Regions from separate parts of the Homo sapiens genome. Here region 2 is linked to region 1. Evidence: chromatin contacts called from ENCODE Hi-C or POLR2A ChIA-PET data. All regions are on one chromosome and are shown on one strand. Each heading gives the region's core, a stretch centred on a gene start or an enhancer-like site at or near the end of the contact. The rest is flanking DNA. Distances are from core to core; before and after follow the strand shown. Region 1 holds the start of LINC01331 (long intergenic non-protein coding RNA 1331). Region 2 overlaps LINC01331 (long intergenic non-protein coding RNA 1331).

Evidence for each region. A loop is a pair of places that touch in the nucleus more often than their neighbours do. ChIA-PET counts read pairs that join two places held with the same protein, here RNA polymerase II (POLR2A). Pooled maps may share reads with other maps.
Region 2: a loop to region 1 is called in a pooled map, with 2.0 times the contacts of the local background. The contact joins the enhancer-like site here to the promoter of LINC01331 in region 1. A Hi-C loop is called at or near these places in 3 of 168 maps with a recorded cell type or tissue (A673, endothelial cell of hepatic sinusoid and vagina) and 2 of 50 pooled maps. POLR2A ChIA-PET finds 5 or more read pairs at or near these places in 1 of 52 experiments (A673).

What each region holds. Positions count from the first base shown.
Region 1 is chr5:74,535,432-74,538,282 of GRCh38, reverse strand. It overlaps LINC01331 (long intergenic non-protein coding RNA 1331), which reads left to right and starts at 1,510. Exons shown (of 4, transcript NR_197436.1): 1 at 1,510-1,613.
Region 2 is chr5:74,445,402-74,448,645 of GRCh38, reverse strand. The region is part of intron 2 of LINC01331 (long intergenic non-protein coding RNA 1331); the gene reads left to right. Among named protein-coding and RNA genes, the nearest start is that of LINC01331, 90 kb to the left of the region's middle. Within about 2 kb of position 1,590, at least 3 of the 41 ENCODE cell types and tissues checked have a DNase peak (open chromatin) inside an H3K27ac peak, as active enhancers do.

The DNA.
Region 1 (2,851 bases), core at 261-2,760:
TCAGTGAAATCCTTTCCTCTAATTCTCTGCTCCTGTCCTGCTTGCAAGCAAAGGAGAACAGCACAAGGAAATTGGGAACTGCATTGTTCTGAGGCCATCTACCCAAATGAAAAACAATGTAAATATTTCACACAAATCCCAGGTCAAATTCCTGTATATACCAAAGCAGAGAAATTTCTCTGAAATGATGGTCGTGGAGAGTAGTACCAATGATGAGAGAAGTTAGGAGTAGAACCCAGAGCCAGTCTGTCCCTGCGTGATGGGTACCGGGGGAGATCCCTCCTACTGTACCACCGTTCTGCAGTCACACTACTTCCTCATTAGAAAAACGCTTTCTCAGTGGCAGGGGAAGGGTTTAAACGCTCCAGAATCTGAGCTGACAATGGGATGTTGTTGCAGGTCAGAAGTGAGAGATAAAAACAAAGATAATAAAAAGGATCAATGCCCCTAATTTGTTGATTGGCTCTCTGCCCCAGCTAAACACTCAGCCAACACCCAGGGAAACTGGGCCACAGTTAACTGGGCATTTGGGCCAGAGGCACTAAGAGGTGTTTATTATTTAGTAGTGGATTCCTGGCTGGGCACGGTGGCTCACGCCTGTATTCCCAGCACTTTGGGAGGCAGAGGTGGGCAGATTGACTGAGGTCAGGAGTTCGAGACCAGTCTGGCCAACATGGTGAAACCCCGTCTCTACTAAAAATACAAAAAATTTAGCTGGACATGGTGGCCTGTGCCTGTAATCCCAGCTACTCGGGAGGCTGGGGCAGGGGAATTGCTTGAACCAGGGAGGCGGAGGTTGCAGTGAGCTGAGATCACGCCACTGCACTCCAGCCTGGGTGACAAGAGTGAAACTCTGTCTCAAAAAAAAAAAAAAAAAAAAAAAAAGGTGGATTCCTGAGAAGTCCAGTGTGGTGCTGCTTGACTGTTGTCCTAGCTACTTGGGAGGCTGAGGGAGTATCCCTTGAGCCCAGGAGTTTGAGTCCAGCCTAGGTGACATAGATTCTGTCTCTAAAAAAATTTTTTTTTAAATTGTTGGATTCCTATGTCCATAAGGAAGACTTCAGGAATGACAAGCTTGCCTCCTAATTTGGCTCCTCCTGAAGATACAGTATGACCTGCTTTACTTTGGGTTTAACATCCTATAATTACTGTCAGATGAAGAGAGACAAAGATTCACTGTATTTCTTACTAGTTTCTTTTTTCTTTATTTTTACCTAAAACATAAGCTGAAAAGCAGCAGAAAAAGAAAGACCCAGTACTTCAGACTAGCAGTGGGGCAAAACCCCCACATTTAAAAAGAAATACTAGTTTATTATGTTTGGGGTTGGAATCACCAAGAGACCAATTAACACCTTATTTTTAGGATTAGCCATTCTGGTATTTGCAGATAGTTTCTTAAACAGGACTGTTTGGAGTTCACACTGTAGGAGTAAGTGAAGTGTTGATAAAAGAGATTCCAGAACAAATAAAGATTTCTACAGTAAAAGCTGGGGAGGTGTGTAGGGCTCCAGTCTTTGGGTTCACAGCTTGGCTCTACATTCATTGCTGGAGGAATCCAAGCCTCACAAAAGACCGCTTTTAAAGAAAAACTCTATTTTTCTTAGAAGAACTAGGTAAGTCTAGTTTTTCTCTGAAGTTTGTTTTGTTACGTGTCTCTGTTACCACCATCCATGCAGTTCTGGGGGCCTGCATTTCCCAGGATTTGTAGCTTTCGGCTGAATTGAAAGTTTCTAGCTTGGGAATCAAATCTTTGTTGTTCTTGCTTGCAACTCGTTGTTATTTTAAATTGCTTGCATAATTGCCAAGGTAATTTGCATTTAGAAGAGATTGACTGCATTTTCTTTACCCATCCTTTGCTGTATTCGTTTGGTAAGCTTTTAAAGAATAAGTTTTGTAACGGGGAAGGTGGAGGTCAGATATTGAGGGTCAATTTGGTGTCTCACTCAGAACCTGCCTCTCTGCAGCATTAATGTGGTTTCTCTATGCTGTACTTTCCCACTGCCATCTCCTGGGGAAATAAGGCGGGGGGCTTCTTTCGAAGAATCTATAAAGATTAGATTAATTACTGGCCCACAATCCCATTATGTGAACTCACAGAGCCAAAGAACATTAAAGCTGGCAGAGAATAATTTAACCTTATTTTATAGATGAGGAAACTTGGGCCCAGAGAGGAAAAATAATCCCCCTACTTCTCCCACAGTCTCAAAGCTAATTACCAGCAGAACTGGAACAGAAACCAGGTCTTTTGATTTCTAGATTAGGATTCAACAAGTATTTAACTCATTAATTAGAATTTTCCTAGTTCCAACCTGGATGTCTTTCAGAATGGGTGGCTCAATTTTTATGTTTGCTGTTAAGATTCCCTCAGGGCTGCCTGGCTAATTTTATTACTATTTTGATTTTACTCAGTCAACATTTCAGAAATTTGCAGTCTTCCCATCATCTGTGTCAGAACTATCTGTTAAAAATGCAAATCTCTAGCCTTTTCCAATCTTCAGAATCCGAGTCTCTTAGAGTGCCCCCAGGATCTGCATTTTAATAAGCTTCCTTGGAAGAGTCCAAGGCACTTGAGAACAATTTTACTTGGCTCAAAGTCAAGTAAGTTAATACATTTTGTCGATTTAAAATGTTAACGTTTTGGAAATCAGGTGGCACCTTCTCATCAATGGTCAAGTAGGAAAAAAGTTGTTTTTTACATAAATGTTGTATCTGATAATCAATAGCGACTTAGGAGTTGAGGCCATGTTAAATTTCTCTTTTAAATCCTTTAGTTACTAAAAAGCAAAAACTTAAATTTGTATCTGAATTCAATTTCATGGCATTTGATTCTTTAGTGCTTAAGTTCTTCTTT
Region 2 (3,244 bases), core at 341-2,840, 90 kb after region 1:
GTAGTAGGCACTTGCTGGGTATCAGTGCCTTTCTCCTTCCCATAGCACAAATATGGCCCCTATTCCTGTCTAAGCCTTCCCACTCGTGCTGTTTCTTTCACTTGGATGCCTTTCCTTCTCTTCTTCACTATTTAAATTCTAGCCATCCTTCAAGGCCAGCTCATATTTTGCTTCCACAATGCAGCTTTTCTAGATGACTCCGAGGGACAATTTCTCCTTTTTCCAAATTCTAGTATATTGAAATGATACGCCTTCAGTATTTAATACTTTTGAATATGCTTCTTTGCTTAAATTTCTAATAACAGCCACTATTTAGTGACTACTTACTGTGCATCAGGTATGTAACAAGTGCTTGCCACATATTCTCTTGTTTAATTCTCAAGATAACCTTATACTGCAGGCACTGGCATACCCATTTATATTTCACAGATGAGGGAATTAAGGTCCAGAGAGGTTAAGTGTGTGTGATGATCTTTTAACGAAGACGTATATTTGGAATACCTCATGATACATCTCTCCTTAGTATTCTGTTTCTCCTCCTTCACCCATAGCCTTTCTTCTTTTAAAGTTGAGTGTGAGTTTCGTTGGCCTGTGAGGGAGATGAAAGGGACAGCCTGGAATACGGGATTTAGTGCATCTCCTGGGTTCCTTCCTGGCAGTGGCACATTCCATGGTAAATAATGTCCACTACTCACTTTCCCAGCCTCCTTTGTAGCTTGGCATGGGCAGGACAGTCAATTCAGATCAAAGTGACCCGAGGACACATTGCTGAGAGCTTTTGTGAAATAGGTCCTTCCTGATGAAAAAAGGGTCTCATGAGCAGAAACTTCTTTTTTTTTTTTTCTATCCTTATTTGGATACTGAAAAGGGAGGCCTTGTTGCCACAGCCACCCTGTAGCCATTGATGAATCTCAGATGTATTATGCCAAGTCAAAGAAGCCAAGGCTACATAATGGATGATTCTATGTATCTGTCATTCTTGCACGGGCAGACCCTCAGAAAGCTTGAGGAGCACTGGCCTACACAACGGTTTCCTTTAACTGCTGCCCCAACTTCCATTCCCACTTAGATTTATAGCCAAGATGTCCCAGTGTCCTTCGTGGGAGCCATCACTACTCACCTTTCACTAAAAGGACTCCCAGGCTGCATTAGGAAGGCAGAATTAGCTCATACCTGATTAATCAAAGAATAGCTTTTTTAGCTCTCTCTGTATGGTAAATAAAAAGCATTCTCAGAAATTTAATACAAAGCTTTCTTTCTTTTTTTAAATCTTTGAACAATCGAGCTTGTAATTTTTCTTCCCAGTATGTTCCAAATCTCTCTGACTGCTGGAGAAATTGGATAACGATTCCCTTCTCTCCTCATTTTATCACATATTGTTTTGTTCCAAATAGTTGGAAACAGCTGGATTTTTCATTAATCTGTGGGAAACTTGGAAATTGCCAAAGGCTGGCGACCAACTTAGATGTGTGAAATGCGACATTGAGTTCCGGAAGAGACAGCATTGCAGCTCACACGGTATTGGTTCACGGCCTCCTGCAGAGGGATGTTTGGCAGGAGGGGGTATCGTGCTTATCGGGGTGGTCATGCTCTCATTTCTGGGAGAGAAAGTGAGGTCTCAGCTCCCATGCTGGCACCTGAATAATTAGGCCAATCCTCATGTTGGCGTGAGAATAACTAACCCATGTTGACATCGTAACCTAGTACTGGTGGGAAGGACTCAATATTGTTGGAAAGTACATTTCATCACAGGGAGAATAATCGGTTATTCTTGGCACTGCTGAGTTTGTTCTGAAATTGAGGCTAACTCACAAGGAAGATAAGCACGCTTCTCCACTCCCTCCTTCTGTAATGCTTTAGGCTCTATGAATTTATCAGCTCATAACACGGTGTAGTCATGATTGCTAGGTATGTTGATTTGAGAGTCTGTGTGATCCTGTTGAGTTGTCTGGAAATTCAGTAATTCTATTATCTAAGAATGTTTCCAAAAATGGCAAGAGGCTACATAATCTATTTTAAATGTAAGTGACCATTTTCCTGATCTATCAAGAAAGGATAATAGTGGTGTAAAGTTGAGAAATCAGACAGAAATGGTTAATTGAATGTTTCCCTGTCTTTGAGGTGGTATTCAAACAAACTCTAACCAAGGCCCCATACCTTTCTGTCCCTATCTTTTTTTTTTTTTTTTTTCTGAGATGCAGTCTCACTCACTCTGTTGCCCAGACTAGAGTGCAGTGGCACGATCTGGGCTTACTGCAACCTCTGCCTCCCAGGTTCAAGTGATTCTTCTGCCTCAGCTCCTGAGTAGCTGGCATTATAGGCGTGCACCATCACATCCGGCTAATTTTTGTATTTTTAGTTGAGATGGGGTTTCACCATGTTCCCTGGGCTGGTGTTGAACTCCTGACCTCAAGTGATCCTCTTGCCTTGGCCCCCTAAAGTGCTGAGATTACAGGCGTGAGCCACCGTGCCTGGCCACTATCATAGATATGAAATTCTTTCTTTTTTTTCTTTTCTGGAATTCAAGTGACTTTTAAAAAGATGGGAATTTATTAGAAAGATATGGCGTATGTCAATGGAAGCTGAGGGCAAGCATCTGGAGGGACATATACAGTTGGATAATTACTCTGTCTCACTGGGGCCACGTTTTCTCTCATCTCTGACTCTCTCTGCTGGCCTATTCCTTCTGCCTCTTACCAGAACACTCCCCTTTATTTTCTTTTGAACTTGCATGGTTGCCCCAACTGCAACTTTACATCACTTCCCAGTTTTAGCACCCAAGAGAGACTGGCAAGACCCCTGAAGCCCCCCTGCGACACCCTCTATTTCCAAGTGCAGTTTTTTTTTGGGCCTAGGCTTGACTTGGATGCTCACTTCCGATTTAAATGACACGACTTGAGGCCAGAGTCCCAGGACCTGCTGTTCAGTCAGAGGGGTGGGGGGATCACACTCTCTAAAAGAGACATGGCAGGCAGGCAAATTAACCACAAGCAAACTCGCTACACTTCCCTGTAAATATCACAGTTACAAATATAAAATACTAAATGATGAGAATATTAAACACTGTTCAGAAAGAAAAATAGATTCTAATACAGCTTTGCTTTCTACCCCAGCAGCCGAAACAGATTGAGTGAATCAAGAGGGATCTGCAGACTGTATCAGGTGACCCCAGAAAGAAGGGACCCCAGAGTCTGTTTCTATCCACATTGACTCTGCAGTCACTCACCAAGCTGAATTCATCAAA